2 separate regions of the Homo sapiens genome follow, and region 1 is linked to region 2. Evidence: chromatin loops called from intact Hi-C (ENCODE). Cell type or tissue: heart left ventricle. All regions are shown on one strand. Links, peaks and the distances in the headings refer to the core of each region. The heading gives the core; the rest is flanking DNA. Region 1 has its middle 18 kb from the start of CCDC201. Region 2 holds the start of LOC107986736 (a long non-coding RNA gene).

What was found. Peaks named below come from ENCODE experiments on the same cell type or tissue, not always from the same donor. Only the 100,000 strongest peaks of a DNase experiment are listed, where the experiment ranks them.
Region 1: it touches region 2 in a loop (6-fold over the local background); 7 of 110 quality-filtered maps call a loop at or near these places.

What each region holds. Positions count from the first base shown.
Region 1 is chr7:45,851,492-45,858,890 of GRCh38, forward strand. No RefSeq gene overlaps it. Among named protein-coding and RNA genes, the nearest start is that of CCDC201, 18 kb to the right of the region's middle. In heart left ventricle, for the core only: a CTCF peak has its summit at 2,984 (motif pointing left); a DNase peak (open chromatin) is centred at 2,972; H3K27me3 peaks cover 393 bases.
Region 2 is chr7:45,255,966-45,263,364 of GRCh38, forward strand. It overlaps LOC107986736 (a long non-coding RNA gene), which reads right to left and starts at 4,099. Exons shown (of 2, transcript XR_001745014.1): 1 at 3,571-4,099; 2 at 2,070-2,427. In heart left ventricle, for the core only: CTCF peaks have their summits at 4,242 (motif pointing left) and 4,441; a DNase peak (open chromatin) is centred at 4,226; H3K27me3 peaks cover 1,551 bases.

The sequences.
Region 1 (7,399 bases), core at 1,273-5,272, 590 kb after region 2:
TAGCCGGGCGTGGTGGCGGGCGCCTGTAGTTCCAGCTACTAGGGAGGCTGAGGCAGGAGAATGGCATGAACCCAGGAGGCAGAGCTTGGAGTGAGATTGCACCACTGCACTCCAGCCTGGGCGACAGAGAAAGACTTTGTCTCAAAAAAGAGAAAAAAAAAAAGAACATTCACTCTGATGTCTTCTAATAACGTTAGAGAAGTGAGCTTCAGCTGAGCAGAAGAGAGGGAGGGAAGGAAGCACAGGAGGTTTGAGGAGAGAGAGAGGAAGTATGAAATCACTGTTGCAAACCTCCTGGGGGAATGTAAAGGGGTTGCCAGGCAGCCTACTTGAAGTCTGTGAATTTAAAGTGAAAGTCTGTCCAGGCCGAGAGCACTGGCTTACTCCTGTAATCCCAGCACTTTGAGAGGCCAAGGTAGGTGGATCACCTGAGGCCGGGAATTTGAGACCAGCCTGACCAACATGGTGAAACCCCATCTCTACTTAAAATATAAAAGCTGGCCAGGCATGTTTGTGGGCACCTGTGATCCCAGCTACTCAGAAGGCTGAGGTGGGAGAATCGCTTGAACCCAGGAGGCAGAGATTGCAGTGAGCCGAGATCGCTCCACTGCGCTCCAGCCTGGGCAGTACAGCCAGACATGGTGGCTCACACCTGTAATCCCGGCACATTGAGGGGTTGAGGTGAGGAGGATTGCTTAAGGCCAGGAGTTCAACAGCAGCCTGGGCAACATGATGAGACCTCATCTCTACAGAAAATTAGAAAGTCAGCTGGGCATGGTGTGGTGCACGTCTGTGATCCCAGCTCCCAGGGAGGCTGAGGTGGGAGGATCGCTTGAGCCCAGGAGGTGGAGGCTCCAGCGAGCTCTGATCACACCACTGCACTCCAGCCTGTGTGACAGAGTGAGAAGCTGTCTCTAAAATAAATAAACAAATGAATAAATAGATGAATAAATAAAGTAAAAGTTTAGCTGAGTGTGTGCTTTCCCAGTGATGCTTGGCTGTCCAGGTGCAGACGCAAGACATCTAGCCCGTTCATGTCACCCTTGTTGAGGGGAACAATGTCAGGAGAGAGAGAGACAAAGGAATTGATTTTTTTTTTTTTGAGACGGAGTCTCCCTCTGTCGCCCAGGCTGGAGTGCAGTGGTGTGATCTCAGCTCACTGCAACCTCTACCTCACGGATTCAAGTGATTCTCCTGCCTCAGCCTCCCCAGTAGCTGGGATTACAGGTGCCCACCGCCACACCTGGCTAATTTTTGTATTTTCAGTAGAGATGGGTGTTTCGCCATGTTGGCCAGGCTGGTCTCAAACTCCTGACCTCAAGTGATCCATCCGCTTCGGCCTCCCAAAGTGCTGGGATTACAGGTGTGAACCACCTCGCCCTGCAGGAGTTGATTTTAATTATGAACGATGATTAAGGAAGGCAGTGGACACAGAGAGAGTGACAGTGAGGTTACGAGGCCAAGTGGAGAGTTCTGGAACGAGAGAGGAGAGGTCAGTGGGGAGCTGTCTGAAGTCTCCTTTCTGGGTGATGGAGGGTCCCAGGTGTGACCGCAGGCAGGGAGAGGTGGCTGAGAGGCACACTGGAAAAGGTCACTGGAGCTGCAGCAGTCCTGGTGCCCAGAGAGACAGGGAGTAGCCTGGCCTGTCCACGTGGGTGACATCACCCTCGGGGAGTAGCCTGGCCTGTCCACGTGGGTGATGACGCCCTCAGGGAGTAGCCTGGCATGTCCACGTGGGTGACGACGCCAACGTCTTGTATGAAATCACTGTTGCAAACCTCCTGGGGGATGTAGAGGGGATGCCAGGCAGCAACCCCTCTAACGAGATGACAAGAATGATGGAGAACACTGTCAACAGAAAGCCCAAGTCCTCAGTGGATGAGGAGGTGTAAGGGGAAGACCAGCAGACAGCAGTCACCGAGAGGGACAGCAGGTGACTCTGCTGCCTTTGGAAGAGAAATGTCTTGGACGCAACCACAGGAAGCATGGAGGATATAGACCCTACTTTAGATTCTGCAGTACGTGGGGTATAGGAGAAAAAAAAGACTCCCTGCTCCAGATGGTGCCAGCGGAATTGGGGTCCTGAGGGGCCAGTGGGGTCGGAGGGAGGGGACCCTCTTGCAAGAGGCTGAGTGGCGGCTCCAGAGCCGATGATGTCATCAGAGGAGCTGGGGCAGGATGAGGGGTGAGGAGGAGGGTCCAGTCATATTAGGCAATGCACAGATCCGGGGGAAGGGCCCATGGCACAGAGGCTCTGTCCTTTGAGGGTCACTGAACCAACAGGGGAAGGTGAGGCATGATGAAAATAGCCGTGGATGTCCAGCCGCAGTGGCTTACACCTGTCATCCCAGCACTTTGGGAGGCCAAGGAGGGTGGATCACCTGAGGTCAGGAGTTCAAGACTAGCCTGGCCAACATGGGGAAGCCCCGTCTCTACTAAAAATACAAAAATTAGCTGGGCACGATGGTGGGCACCTGTAATCCCAGCTACCTGGGAGGCTGAGGCAGGAGAATCATTTGAACCCAGGAGGCAGTGGTTGCAGTGAGCCGAGAGCGTGCCACAGCACTCCAGCCTGGGCAACAAGAGCGAAACTCTGTCGGGAAGGGGAGAAGAGGGGAGGGGAGAGGAGGGGAGAAGGAAGGAAGGATAGAAGGAAAGATGGAAAGAAGGAAGGAAGGGAGTGAGAGAGAGAGAGAAAAGAAAGGAAGAAAGAGAGAAGAAAGAAAGAGAAAGAAAGAAAAAGAAAGGAAGAAAAAAGAAAAAAGAAAGAGAAGAAAGGAAAGAAGGGAGAAAGAAAGAAGAAAGAAAGAAAGAAAGAAAGAAAGAAAGAAAGAAAGAAAGAAAGAAAGAAAGAAAGAAGGAAAGAAAAGAAAAAGAAAATAACTGGATGACCTCGGACGGCTGCAGGTGACATTTCAAGCTGTGAGTTTGAAGAGTGTGGATGCTCCAGGCAACTGTTGGGTAACTCCGCCCTCTGGTGGCCATATATGGCTAAAGCGAGTACAAGTCCAAACTCACACCTGGAGGACAGGTGCCATCGCCTGAAAGCAACAGTAACCACGACAACAAGGCCAGGTGCAGAACCCAGGTCTCCCCTCATTATTAGAACCTGTGGAGAGATCATGAACGTATTCCCCGACAAGTTCATTTTCAGGGGTAAAAAAGCTCAACAATCTCCCACAGTGTCACTTCTCCCAGGAATATGTGTATGTTGCCCTTGACAAACTGTTGCCCTTGACGAAGAAATGTACCAATTTCCAATGGCAGTATATTTAATTGAGGAAAGATCTCATTAACAGATGTAAGTGCAGGGTCTCAGCATCAGAATTTCCCTTCAGTGTTTTATTATAAAAACGTTTGGGGTGTGGGGCTTACACCTGTAATCCTAACACTTTGGGAGGCCGAGGTGGGAGGATCACTTGAGGACAAGAGTTTGAGACCAGCCTGGGTAATTAGCCAAATGCAGTGGAGCACACTTGTAGTTTCAGCTTGGGAGGCTGAGAAGGGAGCATCCCTTGAGCCCAGGAGTTGAGGCTGCAGTGAGCTAGGATCACATCACTGCACTCCAGCCCGGGAAACAGAGCAAGACCCTGTCTCTAAAAAATAAATGAATTAACACTTTTAAGAAATGTTCAAACTTAATGAAAAGTTGAAAGAATTTTGCAGTGAACATCCATACCCACCCCTGAAGTCTACAATTAACATTTCATTATGCTCAGTTTATCATATAATCTATTCAACTATCCATCCCTCAAACCATCCTATTTGGAGGCATTTCAAAATGAATTGTGGCATTAGTACATTTCACCCCTAAACACTTCAGCACACATAACAAGACTCTCATATTTATTTATAGTCCTTTTTTCTTTGGACATGAAATACGCATATAGGTCAGGCGCTGTGGCTCAAGCCTGTAATCCCAGCACTTTGGGAGGCCGAGGTGGGTGGATCCCTTGAGCTCAGGAGTTCAAGATCAGCCTGGGAAATATGGTGAAACCCCGTTTCTACTAAAAATACAAAAATTAGCTGGGTATGGTGGCACATGCCTGTAATCCCAGCTACTCGGGAGGCTGTGGTGGGAGAATCACTTGAACCCGGGAGGCAGAGGTTGAAGTGAGCTGAGATGGGCTGAAATCTGCTTCCTGGGAACACTTATCTTGTTGATTCAGCACCATGCACCACATGAAGTGAGTTCTGATTACTCTTCCTTATGAAAGCTCTTAAACTGTCCAAAGATGGCCATTCTGTCCCTTTGAGTCACTTCATCTGATACAGAATCTCCAGTTTCTCTACCTGTTCATGCCCAGGCAAAGCTTCCAGCACTCAGCACTTCACTGGCTAGGCTTTCATGTTTGCAAGGGTGCTGACGCATCTCATCTTTCTATGTCAGTGGAAGAAAATAGACGGTTCAGACCTGGCCTGCTCTGGGTGGATATGATTGGATGGCCAGGACAGGAAGCCAGGACCTGGAAGGAGAGCAAACAAAATGAGTTTTTCAAAAAGCTAGATGACAGTGGAACCATGCAGAGATCAAAAACGGTGCAACAGGAAACTAGGAAAGCAGAAAACAGAAATAGTGTAATTTTGTAACATTAACAGGGGTAAGTAACATGACATTAGCGATATTTCACAGGGGATATTGGTCAGTGCCTGCAGCAAAATGTTTGAATGCCTTTTAATTGCAAAATTAATGCTTGCATACGTTTTCTTTGTTAAAAAATGAAAACAATTCAGGTAAGTCTAAAATGTCCCTGGTCCCTTCTGTCCTTCCTTCCCTACCCAATTCCAGAAGTGTGTGTATGAGCAGGTGCATGGGTGAGCATTTGCGTGTGTGTGTGTATATATATGTGTGTGCATATATATCTATGCACATATATGTGTATGTATACACATATATGTATATATGATGTACACATGTATACATACATGTGTATATGCATGTATATATACACATGTATACATGCACCTGTGTATATATGCATATACATATATGTACACATACATATACGTGCACATACACATGCATATGTGTACATAAATATATGTAGGTATGCATAGATAAGTGTGCATATACATATGTGCAAATACATATCTATATAAACATATCTACGTACACATACATATCTATGTACACATATCTATGTATACATATATTTATGTATATATACATACATGTATATATATATGTGTGTATGCATATATATATAGAGAGAGAGAATGAAAGAGAGAGAATAGAGAGAGATTTATTGTAAGGAATTGGTAAGGAATAGGTATATATACATAGGTTTATGTATATATACATATGTGTATATATCTATATATATTTATGTGTGTGTATATATATATATAGAGAGAGAGAGAGAGAGGGGGACAGAAAGAGAGAGAGAAGAGAGAGAGATTTATTGTAAGGGATTGGGTCACACAATTGTGGAAGCTGGCAAGTCCAAAATATGCAGGCAGGGTAACTCCAGCCATCAGTGTGGAGACCCAGGGAAGAAGTGATGTTGCACCCTGAGTCCAAAGAAAGCCTGGAGATGTAATTCCTTCTTCCTTGGGGGAGGTCAGCCTTATTTCTTTTAAGGCCTTCAACTGATTAAGTGAGGCCCATCCCACTACGGAGAGTAATCTGTTTTATTCAAAGTACACTGATCTAAATGTTAATCTTACCTAAATAATACCTTTACAAAAACATCTAAGATAGTATTCGGCCATGGCCTAGCCATGCGATATGTAAAATTAACTGTCGCAATATGGAATGCATATAAACATTCCTATATAATTAAAATATGCTATATTTTGTGTGCATTATTTAAATGTTATTATAGCGTACGACCTGCTTTTATCACTCAAAGCTATGATTAGAGTTCTTTCTTTAATAGGAAATAAAGGAATACCTCATTCTTTCTCAATGTTATGCTTAGAGGTATTTCCTTAAGAAGAAATAAAGGAATACTTCATTCTCGCTTTCTACATAGTATTCTGTTCTATGGCTATATCCTGATTTATTTAGCCATTACTCTAAAAATTGGCATTATATTATTCCCAGCTGGTGAGCTGCTTGATCATGAATTCAAGCAAACTTCTTGAATTCTTTTAAAATGGCGGTCGATATTCTGTTCCTGGGCAGGTGCAGTGGCTCATGCCTATAATCCCAGCACTTTGGGAGGCCAAGGTGTAAGGCTCTCTTTAGGCCAGGAGTTTGAGACCGGACTAGGCAATGTGGTGAAATCCTGTTACTACAAAAAATACAAAAATTAGCTGGGCATGGTGGCATGCATCTGTAGTCCCAGCTACTTGGAGGCTGAGGTTGGAGGATTGCTTGAGCTGAAGAGGTGAAGGCTGCAGTGAGCCATGTTCAGTGCACTGCACTTCAGCTTGGACACTGGAGTGAGAGAAAGGAAGGAAGGAAGGAAAGAAAGAAAGAAAGAAAGAAAGAACGAAGGAAGGAAGGAAAGGAAGGAAGGGAAGGAAGGAAGGGAAGGAAGGGGAAGAAAGAAAGATGAAAGAGAGAAAGAGAAAGAAAGAAAGAGAGAAAAAGAAAGATTTTCTTTTTCTAGTCTGGGTGACAGAGCAAGAATCTTTCTCAAAAAAAAAAAAAAAAAAAAAAAAAGTCTCTCAGAGTTAGCTTGGCCCAACAGCCCAGGAATAATTAAGGGAAAGGCAAGATGGGGTGTGGGTTAGCTCACATCTCTTTCACTGTCATAATTTTCTCACTGATAGAATTTTCAGAAGCAGTTTCAGAATTGTCAGAGAAATACAGCTAAGCCAAAAACATATGAACATATATATGTTCAATGAAACTGTTAAATGCAAATTGAAAAGAATGATAGACCACAGACATCTTTCAATGTGCCAAATGTTTTTAAGTGTATTATGTTACAGGAAAGGGGTCCCAATCCAGACCCCAAGAGAGGGTTCTTAGATCTCATGCAAGAATTCAGGGCAAGTCCATATATTAAAGTGAAAGCAAGTGTATTAGGAAAGTAAAGGAATAAAAGAATGACTACTCCATAGATGGAGCATCCTTGAGGGCTGATGGTTGCCTATTTTTATGGTTATTTCTTGATTATATGCTAACCAAGGGGTGAATTATTCATGCCTCTCCTTTCTAGACCAAATAGGGTAACTTCCTGACATTACCCTGACATTTGTAAGCTGTCATGGCGCTGGTGGGAGGGTAGCAGTGAGGACGACCAGAGGTCACTCTGGTGGCCATCTTGATTTTGGTGGGATTTGGCTGGCTTCTTTACCACAAACTGTTTTATAAGCAAGGTCTTTATGACCTGTATTCTGTGTTGACCTCCTGTTTTATCCTGCGACTTAGAATGTCTTAACTGTCTGGGAGTGCAGCCCAGTAGGTCTCAGCCTCATTTTACCCAGCTCCTATTTAAAATGGAGT
Region 2 (7,399 bases), core at 1,947-5,946:
TCTCATTATACTTGTTAGTTTGATTAAAAATGTTTGATGGTACCATATGCATGACCACTCAGATCCTTGGCTCTTAATAAATTTTTGATTATGAGTATTCAACAGTGATGTTTTACCTAACTCTACTGTTACATCACACCATGGACTATCTGCATTCTCTCTACTATTAGGAGTAGTCATCAGTGCCTTTAAAGGTAATCAGCTTAGAGAGCCAATTCCAGAAACCCCAGAAGCAATTCAGAAAGCTCCTGAAGATTTAAGATCTTAAGGATTCTCAAAATGCTTAAGATTCTGTTCCTCTAGAACCATCCTTGGTATTAAAATCTGTAGTAGTCCATATAAACAGAATCAATAGGTGGTAGAAATCTGTCTGTATCTGTATTTCTCCAGCTCTATCTCGATGTCCATCTATCTATATTTATCTATAGACAGAGGAATTGGCTCATGTGATTATGGAGGCCAGCAAGTCTGACATCTGCCGGGCGGGCCAACAGGCTGAAGACTCAGGGAAGAGTTGATATTACAGTTTTGAGTCCAAAGTCAGTCTGGAGGCAGACTTCCCTCTTCCTCGGGGGACCTGAGTCTTTTTCTCTGAAGATGTTCAGCCGATTGGATGAGGCCCACTCACACTGTGGAGGGTCACCTGCGTTACTCAAAGTCTGCTGGTTTCAACGTTGATCTCATTTAAAAACATACCTTCACAGCAACATCTAGACCGGCATTTGACCAAACATCTGGGTGTCATGGTCTAGCCAACTTGACACATACCACAAGCATAATTTGAGATAGGAAATAAACATGGGAGAGGTTTGTTGAGGGGACAGGTGGCCACAGAGTCTCAGTAATGCCCTGTTCATACCCACTTCACAGCCCTCTGTGGATGGAAGCTAACTAGTCCCAGGAGGAGTCATGAAGAAGTGGTGGCTGGCTTTGGGAGTAGCCTGCCTCATGGCACTGCTAGTCTCTCCTGAGGGCCCAGCCGCCCCTGAGGACCCAAGCTTTAGGGTGAAGACTAGCAGATGAGCAGGACAGAGAACTGCTGATGTACAGAAACTGTTCTCTTGCTCTCTTCCTCCACGCCTGGGCCTGAGAACCTGGAGCTAGCTCTTTTTGGAGTTACAGAATTGGGAGAGAGGCCTTGGCTTCTCCTGCTATGACTGACTGATGACATGAGGAGCAGGGATGGTATGAGCCCTCAGACCTGGTTCCTTCCAGACCTGCCTGGGGCAAGTGGTGGCCCTGCTCCTCCCGTGCAACCCTTCCTTCTGGAGGGTCAGGAAGCCTGTCTCTCTTTTCCTCTTTGTCCCTGGTGTGTCCTTCTGGGTAAATGTGTCTGCTCTGCACACTTGAAGCTGCCCATGGAGGGGGTGTGTAGGTGGGAAGGAGTCCAGCTGTGGCTGCATGCCAGGCTCCAGAGTTTCCAGTGCACCTCACCAGTGGCAGAGTTGAGACACACATGTGCACACATGCACACACATGCACATACACATGCATACTCATGCACATACCCACAGCCACACACATACACATGGACCCACATGCACACATGTGGACACACAGAGACACACATGTACATGCACACACATACACATTTTCTATCAAACTGGCCTGTTTCCAGTTGGCTCCAGCCCACCAGGTGGGCAGTGAAGGTATGCTTACTGTCCTTAATACTTGCCCTAGGGGTAGTGACAGTGCTATTACCAGCTCCTGTGACTTTGTCACCAAGAGAAATCACAGATAGTTCCATATCCAATTACAGTTACGGCAGATACTCTGAAATATGGTTTCTCACCAGTGCTTTAAAATTACGGTGCTTCATAGACACAGGGAGGGGAACATCACACACTGGGGCCTGTCGGGGTTGGGGGACAAGGGAAGGGAGAGCGCTGGGACAAATACCTAATGCATGCGGGGCTTAAAGCCTAGATGACAGGTTGATAGGTGCAGCAAACCACCATGGCACATGTATACCTATGTAACAAACCTGCGCATTCTGCACATGTATCCCAGAACTTAAAGTGAAATAAAAATAAAATAAAATAAAATGAAATTACGGTGCTTGCTACACATTCTGCTGGATCTCGTTGTATTTAATGCATAATGAAGAAACACACATGTCACAATATCACAACTCCATTGCCTTTCAAATCGTAAGGGTTTTAGTCCATGCATTGGAAAACATTATTCTGCTCCTAGTCACATCTTTGGACGCCAGGACTCTTCTGACATGCCACAGGATAACTGTCCAAGCAACAGTCTACCACAAATGGTAGACACAATCACACTAAATTCCAGGAACCAATAGAAAATCCTCAGTGATGCATTCAACCAGGCCGAAAGCAGGAGAAGCAGAGGACACAGGCCATGGGGGTTGCTGGGCTCCTGCAGGGTGCTGGGTTATCTCTCCTCTGAGTGAGAAGGAAAGTGCTGGAAGGTGAAGGAAGATGATGGGATTTAAAACAGTGGTTCTGAAACATTTGCACTTGGTGTTCTTAAAAATATTGAGGGGACAAGGAACTTTTGTGTATATGTCTCTCCATGTTTAACATAAGAAATCCAAACAAAGGAATTTAAAAAATAGGAATACAAAGCAACCGTTCCATTCCATTAGTCATGGAGGTGCCAGAAAGCTCCACTTGGGAGAAAGTGAGAGTGAAAAGGCATTTTTTTCTTAGTATTTTTATGTCACAGGTATCCCAAAGGAGGCTGGGGGTGCCCACAGGAGTCCTCAGGGAGGCTGAGGTCAGGGGGAGGATGGGGAGCCCGGATGCTGTTTTGCATATGACTGGTGAGAGAAGCCTACAGACACCCAGGTGGAGATGTTACAGACAGACTGGAAACATGAAATGGCATTAAGGGGGAAGTCTCAGCTGGAGGTAAGCATTTAGGGGTCGTCCACATAGAGGTGCATTTGGAACTGAGGATGGAGTGTGAGGAGGTGAGAGAAGAGGCCCCAGACTGGGAACAGGAAAAGCTGGCACCAGAAGGGTGGTGTGGAGGTGGAGGGCAGCCAGGGATGGGAGAGGATGGCAATCAGTGTATGCCCTGACCTGAATGTGCCACATCTGTGCTCTGCTGTCTAGCCGGTGAGCTGTTTGCAGAGCTCTGGCTTTTGGATGCAAACAGCTCACCAGGACCCACATGTCTGGATGGTGGGGAAACCACTCCTTTCCCGTGAGCAGGCTCCTGTCTTCCCTTGTGTCTCCTCTGTGTAGGGAGGTGTCCTGCTCATTCATGCAGGGACTTCAACAGAAAGATGACCTTGCATGTGGGGAAAGGAATGGAGGTGCCTGAGACAATGCCTGGAGCCCCAGCTGCTCCCTGCTCCCCACATCCTGCCCTCCCCAAAATGGGGTTGAGCACCCAGCCCCACCCACCGCCATGGATCTCAGTGGCCCCTGCCTGCTCCTCCCAGGAGAGTGGAGATGTAAGGTAACTGGGGGGACTGTCCAGGCCCCCATGGGCGCCTCTGGTGAATGTCCATCCTGCTGCTCCCTAGAAAATTCCCTGCAAATAGAAGACGGCAAGGAGGGCTGCGAGCTGAGTGTGACTGTGGGTGAGGCCACTCACCTGCTCAGAGCCCCAGTTTCCACATGAGAAATTAGATCCATCCTGATGGTTTCTAGAAGTTAGAAACATGCAGTGGCAGTTGAAGAGCTTCTCAGTTCTGACCTCGGGACACACGTGTCCCCTTCCTTGGGGACTGCCTGTGCCACCTCCACTGGCTTGGTCATCTGGGTTCATGGTTCACACCCACCCTTCCAGGCTGCGGTTCCCTCCTGCTCCAACAGAAGGACCCTGTAGTGGAGGAGTGAGGGTGTACCTGGACACCAGCGCAAGATAGGAGGGGCCCCTGATTTCCCGGACGCCAGCTCGGAGCAGATGGCCTGGCAGGGAGGTTTTGCTTTTGCGCAGGGCCACAGAGCAAGGTAGGAGGGGCATCTTCAGATATTCTCAACCGGAACTCCTTATTCACACCAAATTGTGTTCTGACTTCCACCGCCATTCGTTCATTCATTCATTCATCCACTCAACAAATAAGGAGCAGCTGCGTTCCAGGCGCTGGTTGTGGCTGTGGCAGGGTGCAGGGAGCAGAAGTACGCGGTGAGACGGTGCATGCGCGCGCAATCAGATCCGGGTTAGCAGGATGCATCTTTGAGGTCCCCAAACCAAGCCACCTGCACGGACCCAATATCTCTGGCGCGTCCCGAACGCCGTGGATTGGCGTCTGCCGCCCCCTGCCGGCGGCGCGCTGCACTGCAGACACTGAACTCGCCCAATGGGTGCGCTGAGGGTGGAAGACCCTGACCCTGCTCTTCAAACCTCAAAGGGCAGTTTCTTCTCACTGATGAAGGGGCTGGTTGCTGTCTTAAGCATGTAAAAAGGAGGGCCATGCCTTTGAGGAGTGAACCGGGTTGTCTCATAGATCTGCTTAGGTTTGATTCAGAGCATCTCCAGCGCTCCCGTCCCTGGTGCATTGTAGAGACAGGAGCTGGAGGGGCCTGGGGACCTGCGGACCCAGTGTCACCTGCCCATACCCTTACACATTTCACAGACTAGGAGGGACAGGGAAAAGGGCTTTGCACATTCAGGGAGAGTTAGGGCTAAGACCATGCATGGGGCCCTCATCCCCTGACTTTCAGCCCAGGGCTCCTCCCATAACCCCGGAGTCCTCAAAGAAGCCCTGGGACAGCCTGATGCTCCTCCTGGGAGGACTGAGCTGGGGACCAGGGCTGGAGTAGGGGGTCCTTGTGTGGCTATGGTCCTTCCAGTCCCTGTGAGCTCGGCTATGACTCGAGTTAATGACCTTGAGAAAGCTCTGAGCCCTTTAGGCAAATGCAAGACGGGTTATAAGCTACAAGAGCAGAAAAACAAAGGGAAAGCGAGGAAGCCGGCTTTCTGGATGGTCTGGCAAATGCAGATCCCAAGCCTCTATACCGCAGAGCCAGGCCCAGGTGAGTGGTGTGGTTCGCCATTTGCTGGTTTGGGTCCTGAAACTCCTCATGTGAACCCCATGTTTCCTTCTCCACATCTGGGAGGTGACCAGGCTGGGCCTCACCTTGTTTATTGGGCTAAGGGCACTGCCTCTCATTAAAATGCAAATTCCTCAGGAAGGCAAGGCCTCGAATTATTAAGTTACTGGTAGAAAGTTTTAAATACATTTCTTTAAAAAGATGTGCTAAGGAGATTAGAAAAAGCTGGGAGACACGGGCTGATCAGCGATTATTGTCCCCAGGGAGCTGACTTGCGCATTTCAGGGGGTAGTGGTGGAGGTGGGCTCTGTGGGAACTACATGCTGGGTACAGGCTGCCGGGGAGGACCTGATATCTGGGAGCAGGTGACAAGGCCTCTCATCCTGACAAACTGTGGGAGATGCATAGCTGAGGAGAGAAGAGGGAGTGAAGGGAGTGGGGTCAGGCCCAGTGTCCCAGGACTTTGTTAGGACAGGCAGTGGACTGTGTTTCTAGCTCCCCACAGCAGAACATGGCTGTTATTAATCTCTCCCTTTCCAAACAGTGACACGGAGGCACACAGAGACTGAGGGGCAGGGTGAGTCAACTGCTCATTTTTGTCAGCTAGTGGGATAATTTCTCTTAGGGAGTGAACTAACTCTGTTTAGGAGAGTAACTAAGAGGGTAGAAGGCACAGTCCAGAGGGCATGGGTTGGGCAGAGAGAACCTAGAAACAGTGAAGCAAGCCTGCCAAAGAGTAGGGCCTCTGCTGCCTGGGAGAGAGGAGAGACCACGAGGGAGGGAGCCATGGAAGAGACAGAGCCAGGCCCATGGCCTTGGTCAGCAGAAAAGGCTGGGGGACTTTCAGGTGTCCAAGTTTTACAATTACTTTTAATTTATTTGTGCACATACCCACTTAGATACATCATTTCATTTAAATACGCACATGTGGTCACACAACATTTTAAAAACGTATTTATTTTAAATAATTTTCAGATGATAATTTATTTTTTTCTTCCTCGCCTTCTTCTCCTCTCCCTCCTCCTTTTTGCTTCCAGGGTGACTCATGTCAAAAACATTGTGGATGTCCCTTTCCAGTTTCCTATTGACTTGTGTATTACCTTACAGCATTTCTCCCCATTCAGCTGTCCCTAGTAGAAATCCTTAGGCTAACCTGGTACCACCGATTCATAGTCTTTAATGGCTGAATAATAACCCACAGTGGGAATGTGCTACCATGATTGATCCAGCCATCTGCCTACTAAAGGGCGTTCACTTTGTTTCCAGGTTTTTGCCATCGGAATAGCTTTGCATTCAATGTCTCATGCATAAATATGCCTTTATCTACTGGTGCTGTTATTTCTTCGGGACAGTCCAAAATCTTATGATACATGTTAAAACGTTGCTGGAAGTCAGGAACCCTGAACGGAGGGACCGGCTGAAGCCATGGCAGAAAAACATAAATTGTGAAGATTTCATGGACATTTATTAGTTCCCCAAATTAATACTTTTATAATTTCTTATGCCTGTCTTTACTGCAATCTCTGAACATAAATTGTGAAGATTTCATGGACACTTATCACTTCCCCAATCAATACCGTTTTGATTTCCTATGCCTGTCTTAACTTTAGTCTCTTAATCCCATCATCTTCGTAAACTGAGGAGGATGTGTGTCTCCTCAGGACCCTGTGATGATTGCGTTAACTGCACAAATGGTTTGTAGAGCATGTGTGTTTAAACAATATAAAATCTGGGCACCTTGAAAAAAGAACAGGATAACAGCAATGTTCAGGGAACAAGAGAGATAACCTTAAACTCTGACCACCGGTGAGCCGGGCGGAACAGAGTCATATTTCTCTTCTTTCAAAAGAAAATGGGAGAAATATCACTGAATTATTTTCCTCAGCAAGAAACATCCCTGAGAAAGAGAATGTGTTCCTGAGGGTAGGCCTCTAAAATGGCCGCTTTGAGGGGTGGCCGTCTTTTATGGCCGAAGACGTAGGGATGAAATAAGCCCCAGTCTCCCGTAGCACTCCCAGGCTTATTAGGATGAGGAAATTCCTGCCTAATAAATTTTGGTCAGACCGGTTGTCTGCTCTCAAACCCTGTCTCCTGATAGGATGTTATCAATGACAATGCGTGCCTGAAACTTCATTAGCAATTTTAATTTCACCCTGGTCCTGTGGTCCTGCGATCTCGCCCTGCCTCCATTTGCCTTGTGATACTCTATTACCTTATGAAGCATGTGATCTCTGTGACCCACATCCTATTCATACACTCCCTCCCCTTTTGAATATCACTAATAAAAACTTGCTGGTTTTACGGCTCAGGAGGCATCAAGGAACCTGCCGACATGTGATGCCTCCCCCGGACACCCAGCTTTAAAATTTCTCTCTTTTGTACTCTGTCCCTTTATTTCTCAGACTGGCCGACACTTAGGGAATATA